Linked DNA regions of Homo sapiens: region 2 is linked to region 1. A link is an interaction called in ENCODE POLR2A ChIA-PET data of the cell type or tissue named here. Cell type or tissue: Panc1. All regions are shown on one strand.

The links. ChIA-PET counts read pairs that join two places held together with the same protein. Peaks named below come from ENCODE experiments on the same cell type or tissue, not always from the same donor. Only the 100,000 strongest peaks of a DNase experiment are listed, where the experiment ranks them.
Region 2: POLR2A ChIA-PET joins it to region 1 with 10 read pairs; 1 of 35 experiments calls an interaction of 5 or more read pairs at or near these places.

What each region holds. Positions count from the first base shown.
Region 1 is chr10:125,081,872-125,086,871 of GRCh38, forward strand. The region is part of intron 2 of CTBP2 (C-terminal binding protein 2); the gene reads right to left. Among named protein-coding and RNA genes, the nearest start is that of MIR4296, 52 kb to the left of the region's middle. RefSeq lists enhancers at 1-508, 509-1,336, 2,993-3,820. In Panc1, no CTCF peak of the experiment used is centred here; DNase peaks (open chromatin) are centred at 1,830, 2,520 and 3,150; H3K4me3 peaks cover 2,305 bases; H3K27ac peaks cover 2,209 bases.
Region 2 is chr10:125,932,120-125,937,119 of GRCh38, forward strand. The region is part of intron 1 of FANK1 (fibronectin type III and ankyrin repeat domains 1); the gene reads left to right. Among named protein-coding and RNA genes, the nearest start is that of FANK1, 38 kb to the left of the region's middle. RefSeq lists an enhancer at 2,332-2,832. In Panc1, CTCF peaks have their summits at 2,339 (motif pointing right) and 2,571; a DNase peak (open chromatin) is centred at 2,352; H3K4me3 peaks cover 350 bases.

The DNA of each region.
Region 1 (5,000 bases):
GTCCCAGGCCTCCTTCTGTCTCTGCTGTTGGCTGCTGCAGAGGAAGTGGCCACCGAGAACCCACCCTGTCTCTACCCAGGCTCAAGTATCCAAACCCCAGGCCAGCATGGTCAGCGCTGCCCAGGGGCAGGCTCTGTACCTGCTGCTGTGTGCCAGAGAATTCCACACGGCCACAGTACAGTCCAGAAACCAGCCAGAACCAGCCCGTGGGCAAGGGAACAGACCTGAAAGTCACAAAGCTTGGCGTGCCCTCCCTGATGGCCCAAGGTCAGGGCTGGCCACGCCGGAGCTGGGGGCTGCCCTCCTCCCCCCAGGCAGCCTGTCTCTGCAGGCCGGCTCCGGGACACACTGTCTTCAAAATCCCCATCCATGCTCCTTACAGCCAGTGGACAGCCTCGCCTTGGAGATGTGGCCAGATGGGCTGCCTCTTAAGTCCTCGTCCATGCTCCTTACAGCCAATGGGCAGATTCACCTTGGAGATGCTGCCCTTCTGGCCTCTCTCTGGAGAAGACAAAAAACTCAGTAACTTCCCCAAAAAGCTCCTGCTTTATGTACTGAACTTGTACTTCCCACTAAAATCAATTATTAATAAGATTTAATAGGCCTCTTGCCTCAGGTATCATTTCCAGCTAATTTTTACTCCCCCATGAGGAGAGTATGGTGGCTGCACAAGTCACGTTTGCACACTGTATCCATGATCATTCTGCCAGCTTTCCTCTTTTTTTTTTTTTTTTTTGAAACAGTCTTGCTCTGTCGCCCAGGCTAGAGTGAAGTGGCATGATCTCAGCTCACTGCAACCTCCGCCTCGTGGGATCAAGTGATTTTCGTGCCTTAGCCTCCTGAGTAGCTGCGACCACAGGTGCACGCCACCACACCTGGCTAACTTTTTGTATTTTTGGTAGAGACGGGGTTTCACCATGTTGGCCAGGGTGGTCTCGAATGCCAGACCTCAAATGATCCGCTCGCCTCGGCCTCCTGAAGTGCTGGGATTATAGGCGTGAGCCCCTGCACCCAGCCTTTCTGAGAATTTTCACAGGACATATGTCCAGCAGGCCTCGGCATTACCTTCTACTCCAGAAAATTCAGCTCAGAAGCCAATGCTCCAGGAGAGGGTTTCCCAGAGCACACCAAGCAAGATTTAAGTGCCCTCTCTCTCTGAGCCAGCACAGGGTCCATCTCTCTGGGGGGTTGGTCCCCACCAGACTGCAAGTACTGGGAGGGGATGGTTATCCCCTTGGCTCTGCAGCCAGCGGCTGCTGCAGAACACGTGTTGGACTAAATAAAGCTAGACTTAAATTCTGCCTTCACGTCGCAAGTTTACATCTGACACCAACAACGTAAGACCACCAGGGCCAGCACGCATTCTCAACATACTTTCCAAAGCTGGAAAAAAGCACAGCCAAGTCACTCAGAAAAGCCTCTCTTGATTTGGCTTCTGGATAAAAAAGAGTCTCCCTGTCGTGCCAGATGGGGTCAACTACTCGGTGAAAACAGAGGCCCATTCCACAGGCACCACTGCTGAGCCTCTGAGTTCCCAGGACAGGGCTGTCCGAGGACACAACACTGACAGCCATGTGCAGACCCCCGACCTGGGCGAGGATACCGCCCTCTGAGACTCAGTCGCCTGTCTACAAAAAAGGAAAAGATACCACATTACCGTGACCATCTAGTCTAATGAAAATGCCACCAGGATCAAAGACCATAACGCAAAGCCCTCTGTTTGCACCTTAGTCCGAACAAGCACCCAGGATACACTCGCTGTTGTTTGTTTGTTTGTTTTAAGGCAGGATCTCACTCTGCCTCCCAGGCTGGAGTGCAGTCTTGACCTCCTGGACTCCAGCCGTCCTGCCACGTCAGCTTCTCAAGTAGCTGTGACTGTAGGCACGCACCATCACACCCAGCTAAAGTTTTTTTTGTTTTGTTTTTTTGAGACGGAGTCTTGCTCTGTCATCCAGCTGGAGTGCAGTGGTGCGATCTGGGCTCACTGCAACCTCCGTTCCCTGGTTTAAGCATTTTTCCTGCCTCAGCTTCCCGAGTAGCTGGGATTAGAGGCATGCGCCACCACGCCCAGCTGATTTTTGTATTCTTTAGTAGATATGGGGTTTCACTATGTTGGCCAGGCTGGTCTAGAACTCCTAATCTCAAATGATCTGCCCGCCTTGGCCTCCCAAAGTGCTAGGATTACAGGTGTGAGCCACGGCGCCTGGCCCCAGCTACGTTTTTTGATTTTTTGTAGAGAAGAGAGCCCACTATGTTATTTTATTTTTTGTAGAGATGTTATGTATGTTGCCCATGCTGGTCTTGAACTTCTGAGCTCAAGCAATCCTCCTGCCTTGGCCTCCCAAAGTCGTGGGATTACAGGTGTGAGCCACTGTGAGCCCAGCCGGCTGCTGTTTAGAAGTGCATCACAAAGGATGCCTTGAGGGGCTTGGGGAACATCTCAGGGAAGAAGCTGCACGGAGAACGGTCCAGTCATCCTTCTATTTCGAGCCAACAGCAGCCCCGTGGAAGGAAAGGTGACTAAATGAGAAGGAATGTGACTCAGAGGGAGGCGCTCTGGAGGCCTCTGTGCCTACCCCAGGAGGGGCTGGCCTCTAGGTGGAGTCCCTACCAGTCCGGAGGCTCCCGCCCAAACCTTCCCCATCCTCTCTGGGAAGGGAGGGCGTGAGGAGGTGGTCCCCTGGAAGCCACCTCCCCAGCCCTGAGGTTCACACCACCTCAGTCTCAGGGGTCCGGGGGTGGCCCCAGTTAAAACATGGGTTTCCAGACCAGTGAAGCACTCAGAAGCACAGCCCTTCTCCTTGCCCGTTCTGTGTCCCCTGGCAGAGGGTGGGTCTGGTATCTGTGTAGCAGGTCCTGACCCCACCCAAGCAGCAGCAGTGTCCCAGCACCCCCGCCTTCCTGACCCACCGGCACTCTTTCCCACCAAGACGCCTTGAGATCCCCAAAACACGTCTCCACTGCTGCCCCAAGTCTGCCCCCAAAGGTTTGGCCTTCGCCACCTGTTACTGCCCAGGCTTGACACACAGCCATGAGTTCCGCCGTCGCCACGTCAGCAGATCTCTGCCAATGTGTGCCTGCCCTTGAACATTTCCCCCAGCTCTAGGCAAACAAAGCCCTCTCCTTAGCAACAGCTCACTGGGCAAAACCCAAAGATGACCCGACCTGGCGCACCTCCAGCACTCCAGGTCTTGGCTCATGACCATGGGACTGCGACAGAAATTACCTTCAACCCTCACGTCACCACCCATCACCCAAGCTGCGACACCAATACATCAGCAGGAGAAATGAGGCGGATTGCAAACAGCTGCCGAGTTCCAAGATAAAGAGTTTTATTTTGGTGGCTAAGGGGAAAAGTAGAGAAAAGCCGCCAACATTTTTACCAACAGCATAATTATATGAGAGAAAACTCCCTCCTTTAAGATTCCTACGCTGCCCTGACAGCAATTTAAGCAGCTGAGAAAAGATGGTGAAGACAAAGTCATTACGGCAGGATCCCGTCTCCTTCCTGTACACACGCCTGACTCTCTGTAATGACAATGAAAGAAAGCTCTGCGGGCATATGGCAGGGGAGCCACCTCCGTGTGCAACAGCAGTTGCATCAAGTCTTTAGTGCAGGATTTAGCTGTCTTAAAGATCCTATTAACCAGAGACAATTTCCATCCCAGGCTCCAGGCAGAGCTGGGAGCTTTCCTTCAGAAACGAGGGCGAAGAACCTCCAACAGTAAGTTTTCTGCGGGCGCTGGAACTTCCAGCCCAAAGCCTTCAGCAAATCACTCCATGGGGAAATCTAGTCCTGTCAGCTTTAAACTGGCCACCTTGCATTAACAGGGACTCTCGCAGCTGGGGTGTGGGTAATCTCAATGCACAGCTCTGCTACTATATGAGTTCACTCAAATGATCCCCTTGTTTCTGCTCTTATGCCTTCCAAGCCATTTTCCAGAGACACCCAGGAGGATTCTCACTGGAAACTGAAATGTGATCCTAGCCCAGTGTCTGGAAGCTCTCCAGCAACGCCCAGTGCCTTCGTGGTCAAGATCCGGGTCTGCCCTCACAGGGCCACAACCGCACTGGCTCCTGCCCTGGGTACAGCCCCTCGGCCTCCAGACCTTTCCCCAGATGCCCCATGGCTGGCCTCCTCCTGCCACGCCAATCTCAGCCTCCCCACAGAGAACCACTCCCTGTGTTCTCACCAAAGGGTCCCCTCAGTCCAAAGTATCTCTCTGGTCTTAATGTTTGTGTCCCCCTGCAAATTCCTATGCTGAAAGCCTCATCCCCAAGGTGGTGGTATTAGAGGGTGAGGCCTTTGAGTGGTAATTAGATGATGAGGGTGGAGCACTCATGAACGGGATTAGTGCCTGATGAAAGAGCTCTTTTGGCCAAGGCTCGGTGGCTAATGCCTGTAATCCTAGCACTTTGGGAGGCCGAGGTAAGTGGATCACCTGAGGTCAGGAGTTCGAGACCAGCCTGGCCAACACAGCGAAACCTCATCTCTACTAAAAATACAAAAATTTGTCGAGCGTGGTAAACTTTGATCCAGCAATCCCTGTAATCTCAGCTACCCGGGAGACTGAGGCAGGAGAAAATACAAAAATTTGCCAAGTGTGCTGGTAATCGGCTGTAATCCCAGCTACTTGGGAGGATGAGGCAGGAGAATCGCTTGAACCTGGGAGGTGGAGGTTGCGGTGAGCCGAGATCACACCACTGCACTCCAGCCTGGGCAATCGAGCAAAATTTTATTTAAAAAAAAAAAAAAAAAAAAAAAGGAAGATCTCATTTGACCCTTCCACATAGCGAGAGAGTACCGTCTCTGAACCAGAACTTGGGCCCTCATCAGACATCGAATCTGCTGGCATCTTGGTCTTGGATTTCCCAAGAATTGTGAGAATTAAATTTCTGTTGCTATGAGCCACCTGCTTATGGAATTTTGTTATAGTAGCCAAAGCAGACTAAGACAACATGCTCTCCACTTGACACTGAGAAAGCCAGGCCCTCAGGGA
Region 2 (5,000 bases), 850 kb after region 1:
AAATCAGGTAGTGTGATGCCTCCAGATTTGTTCTTTTTGCTTAGTCTTGCTTTGGCTCTGCGGGCTCTTTTTTGGTTCCATATGAATTTTAGAATTTGTTTTTTCTAATTCTGTGAAGAATAATGGTGGTATTTTGATGGGCATTGTGTTGAATTTGTAGATTGCTTTTGGCAGTATCATCATTTTCACAATATTGATCGTACCCATCCATGAGCATGGGATGTGTTTCCATTTGTTTGTGTCATCTATGATTTATTTCAGAGGTGTTTTGTAGTTTTACTTGTAGAGGTATTTTGCCCCCTTGGTTAGGTATATTCCTAAGTATTTTAGTTTTTTTGCAGCTGTTGTAAAAGGGGGTGAGTTCTTGATTTGATTCTCCCCTTGGTCGCTGTTGGTGTATAGAAGAGCTACTGATTTGGGTACATTGATTTGTGTACATTAATCTTGCATCGGAAAAACTTGCTGAATTCTTTTATCAGTTGTAGGAGCTTTCTGGAGGAGCCTTTAGGGTTTTCAAGGTAAACAGTCATATCATCAGCAAACGATAACAGTTTGACTTCCTCTTTACCGATTTGGATGCCCTTTCTTTTGTCTGATTTCTCTGGGTAGGACTTACAGTACTATGTTGAGGAGTGGTGAAATTGGGCATCCTTGTCTTGTTCCCCTTCTCAGAGGGAGTGCTTTCAACTTTTCCCCATTTAGTATTATGTTGGCTGTGGGTTTGTCATTGATGGCTTTTATTACATGAGGTATGTCCCTTGTGTACCATGTTTGCTGAGAGTTTTAATCATAAAGTGATGCTGGATTTTGTCGAATGCATTTTCTGCATCTATTGAGATCATGTCATTTTTTTTTAAATTTTGTTTGTGTGGTGTACCACATTTATTGACTTGCATATGTTAAACCATCCCTGCATCCCTGGTATGAAATCCATTTGATCATGGTGGATTATCTTTTTGATATGTTGTTGGATTTGGTTAGCTAGTATTTTGTTAAGGATTTTAGCATCTATGTTCATCAAGGATATCGGTCTGTAGTTTTCTTTTCTGGTTATGTCGTTTCCTGATTTTGGTATTAGGGTGACTTGGTACCAATTCTTCTTTGAATATCTGGTAGAATTCTGCTGTGAATCTGTCTGGTCCTAGACTTTTTTTTTGTTGGTAATTTTTAAATTACCATTTCAATCTTGCTGCTCGTTATTGGTCTGTTCAGGGTATCTAATTCTTCCTGATTTAAGCTAGGAGGGTTGTATTTTTTCCAGGGATTTATCCGTCTTTTCTAGGTTTTCTACTTATGTGTGTAAAGGTGTTCACAGTAGCCTTGAATGAGCTTTTGTATTTGTGTTGTCAGTTGTAATATCTCCTGTTTCATTTCTTAATGAGGTTGTCTGGATTTTCTCTCTTCTCTTCTTGGTTAATCTTGCTAATGGTCTATCAATTTTATTTATCTTTTCAAAGAACCAGCTTTTTGTTTCATTTATGTTTCGTCTTTTTTGTTTGTTTCAATTTCATTTAGTTCTGCTCGGATCTTGGTAATTTCCTTTCTTCTGCTGGGTTTGGGTTTGGTTTGTTCTTGGCTCTCTAGTTCCTTGAGGTGTGACCTTAGAGTGTCAGTTTGCACTTTTTCAATCTTTTTGATTTAGGTGTTCAGGGCTATGAACTTTCCTCTTAGCACCACCTTTGCTGTATCCAAGAGGCTTTGATAGGTTGTGTCATTATTGTCATTCAGTTTGAAGAATTTTAAAATTTCCATCTTGTTTTCGTTTTTGACCCAGTGCTCATTCAGGAACAGGTTACTTAACTTCCGTGTATTTGCATTGTTTTGAAGGTTCGTTTTGGAGTTGATTTTCGATTTTATTCCACTGTTATCTGAGAGAGTGCTTGATATAATTTCAATCTTCTTAAATTTATTGAGGCTTGTTTTATTGGCATCTGCAAGTTTCATTGGTTGATTTTTCTATATTTTGTTTGGTTTTGGAAATAAGTATAATAAAACACAGTCCTGCTCTTAAAATGCATACAATCAGTTAAATAGCTAATTTCAACATAATGTGATGTGGAAGAAAAACATATTAAAATTGTGCTGTATTTAAAGTTTCATAATAGAAATGTTAATTTCTTTACTAAAGTGACCCTTCTACTGCAGCAGGAAGACTGTTTTTATAATTGAAAGATAGTTTGCGTTTTATTACTTGGCTTTTCTTTATAGTTTACTGTACATGAATATATCCCTAAACACGTATTATTATAATTCTGCCTGTTTTGGGGCAGCATCTACCTTATAGCACTGGCTGAGGGCTGAGCTGAGCGTGGCTCCAAGGGAATCCAGCCTTGGGCAGTAGGTGGCAATGTTGGGCAGGCAGATGAAGGCTCCGGGATGTCTGGCTAGTTATGGGGACTGAGCTGTGGGCAGAATTCCAGTCCTGCGTGAATTAAGGCTGGTCCCCAAACCAAGTCGAAGAGACAGAACAGACTGGAGGAGGAGGTGGGAGAGGTCCATGATGAGAGCCGCTGCCATTTATTTAGCATTGTGTACTGAGCTCTGTGCAGGGCACCTAACAGCCTAGCATGCAGCAACTCAGTTCCCACCACCTGTACCCCTACCGTTTTTTTTTTTTTTTTTTTTTTTTTTTTTTTTTTTTTGCAAATCACGAAGAGAAAGACAGTTGGAATGTGGCAGAACCAGGATTCTATCCCAGTCTGGCTGTCCTCACAACTCTGAATCATCAGGTGACAACAGTGTCTTGCTAGAATTGCCAGTTGCTGCTGCTCGGGAGCAGCTGGTGCCTGCCCTGCAGGATGGTGCCATGGGCCTGGCTGAGCTGTGGCTCCCAGCACGATGCTGTTTCTTCCCCAGGTCTGCTCAGTGCTGCAGTTCAGCAGGGTGGAGGCTATGCTGTGCATGCCCCAATCTCTTCTGCCTGGGGGTGTGGGCAGAGCTGCTGGCCTTCATCTCTCTGCTTGTTTCTCCAGACATCTCCTCCTACTCTGATAGAGACACCCTGTCTTGGGACATCCCCCCATTCATTCCTTCACGGAAAGTCAGCCTATTTTTGTATTTTACTTTGTGGTCATCTTCATAATATTTCTTCGTGGCATCGACAGCAGTTTGTAACTGGGGATTATCTGATTGTTATCTCTCTGCCCTGTGGAACTATAAGCTTCCTGAAGGCAGGGGCCGCATCTGAGCTCACTGTTGTATCCTCATAGCTTTACATGGCACCTGGCATCCAGAAGCCTTACATATTTACTTGATGAATGAATATATGAATGACTTCCTTCAACTAATTTTGTCTCTTACTTCCTAGTTGCCAGGTGGTATAAGACAGCAGGGTTATCATCTAATATATATTTGATGTGATAAGAAACTAAAGTCTTGTTGGGAACTTCAGTCTCAATTGGGGCAAATCAAGATTTTGTGATTCTGAAGCAGTTTGGGGAGTTGTCTTTAAGAAAAAGAATGCTGATTATAAACACAAAAAAGATTATAAATCTGTCTTTTAGAATGCCAAAAAGTATAATTAAAAATATAAAAAGCTGACCAATGTCACAAATGTCATAACATTTGAAAAATAACATTTATTAACTAATTGTCCAATATATTTCTATAATATCTTCTCCTATATATTTTGGCTACATGTTATTATGTTACCTTTGTATAACAATTCTGTCATAATAACTTCAGTGGCTGGAATAGAAAGATAATTAAGTCTTTCTATTAATATAGTAATTACACTTTTTTCTTTAGTCTAAAAATGTTAGACTTGCATAAATGTCTTGCTATATTATATGAAGACTACATTTTTAAGCTAATAAGGGCCACCAGTGAGGGAAAGGTTTACATACTTTCTTTACCTTCTCTGAATTCGTCATTAGGTAGTAGCATGTTTGATGGTAGATTTTCAACTACAGGAAAAGCATGGTACATATTGCTGGAGCATCAGTTTTACTTGTTAGTATATATGTAGAAACATTTTTATATTAGGACAAATGGAAACATCAGAGAATACTGTGCAAAATGTATAATTTAAAGCTCAAACACCAGACTTCATAAGGCTATAATTTTGACCTAATAGCTTGACACTTTTGAATCTAAGACAATAATCCTGATTTCCATCATAGTCTTTCCATTTGTTTGTAGGTATTTAGTTGAATTTAGTGATTTATTTTTTGTCCTTTTTTTCATTCCTTAACTGAAATTTAAACATAACTTTTTATAGAAATAAAAAGGATATACAGAAAAATGCACATATCATAAGTTTATGGCTTGCTGAATTTTCACAAAGTGAACCCACTGGAGCGAGATGCTGTCTCAAAAAAAAAAAAAAAAAAAAAAATTGCCACAACCCCAGAAGTACCTCCTCTTCTTCCTTTCCGGATTCAATCTCCATGCTTGCCAAGGAAACCACAGCCCTGACTTCTAACACCATGGGTTAGTTTTGCCAGCTTTTGAACTCTGTGTAAATAGAAGTATACAGTATGTACTTATTTGGATCTGACTTATTTTCCCCAACATTATGTTTGTAAGATTAATCCATATTGTTGTAGATAGTTGAAGATCCTTCTTTCTCATTGCTGTTCCATTAATATAGCACCATTTATTTATTCCAGTATTGATAAACATTTGTATAGTTTCTTGTTTTTGGCTATTATGAATAGTACCTCTAGGCTGGGCGTGGTGGCTCACGTCTGTAATCCGAGCACTTAGGGAGGCTGAGGTGGGTGGATCACCCGAGGTTGGGAGTTGGAGACCAGCCTGACAAACATGGAGAAACCCCATCTCCACTAAAAATACAAAATTAGCCAGGCGTGGTGGTGCATGCCTGTAATCCCAGCTACTCCGGAGGCTGAGGCAGGATAATCGCTTGAACCCGGATGGCGGAGGTTGCAGTGAGCAGAGGTCGCACCATTGCCCTCCAGCCTGGCAACAACAAAAGCCAAACTCCGTCTCAAAAAAAAAAATAAAATAATACCTCTATGAGCATTCTAGTACATGTTTGT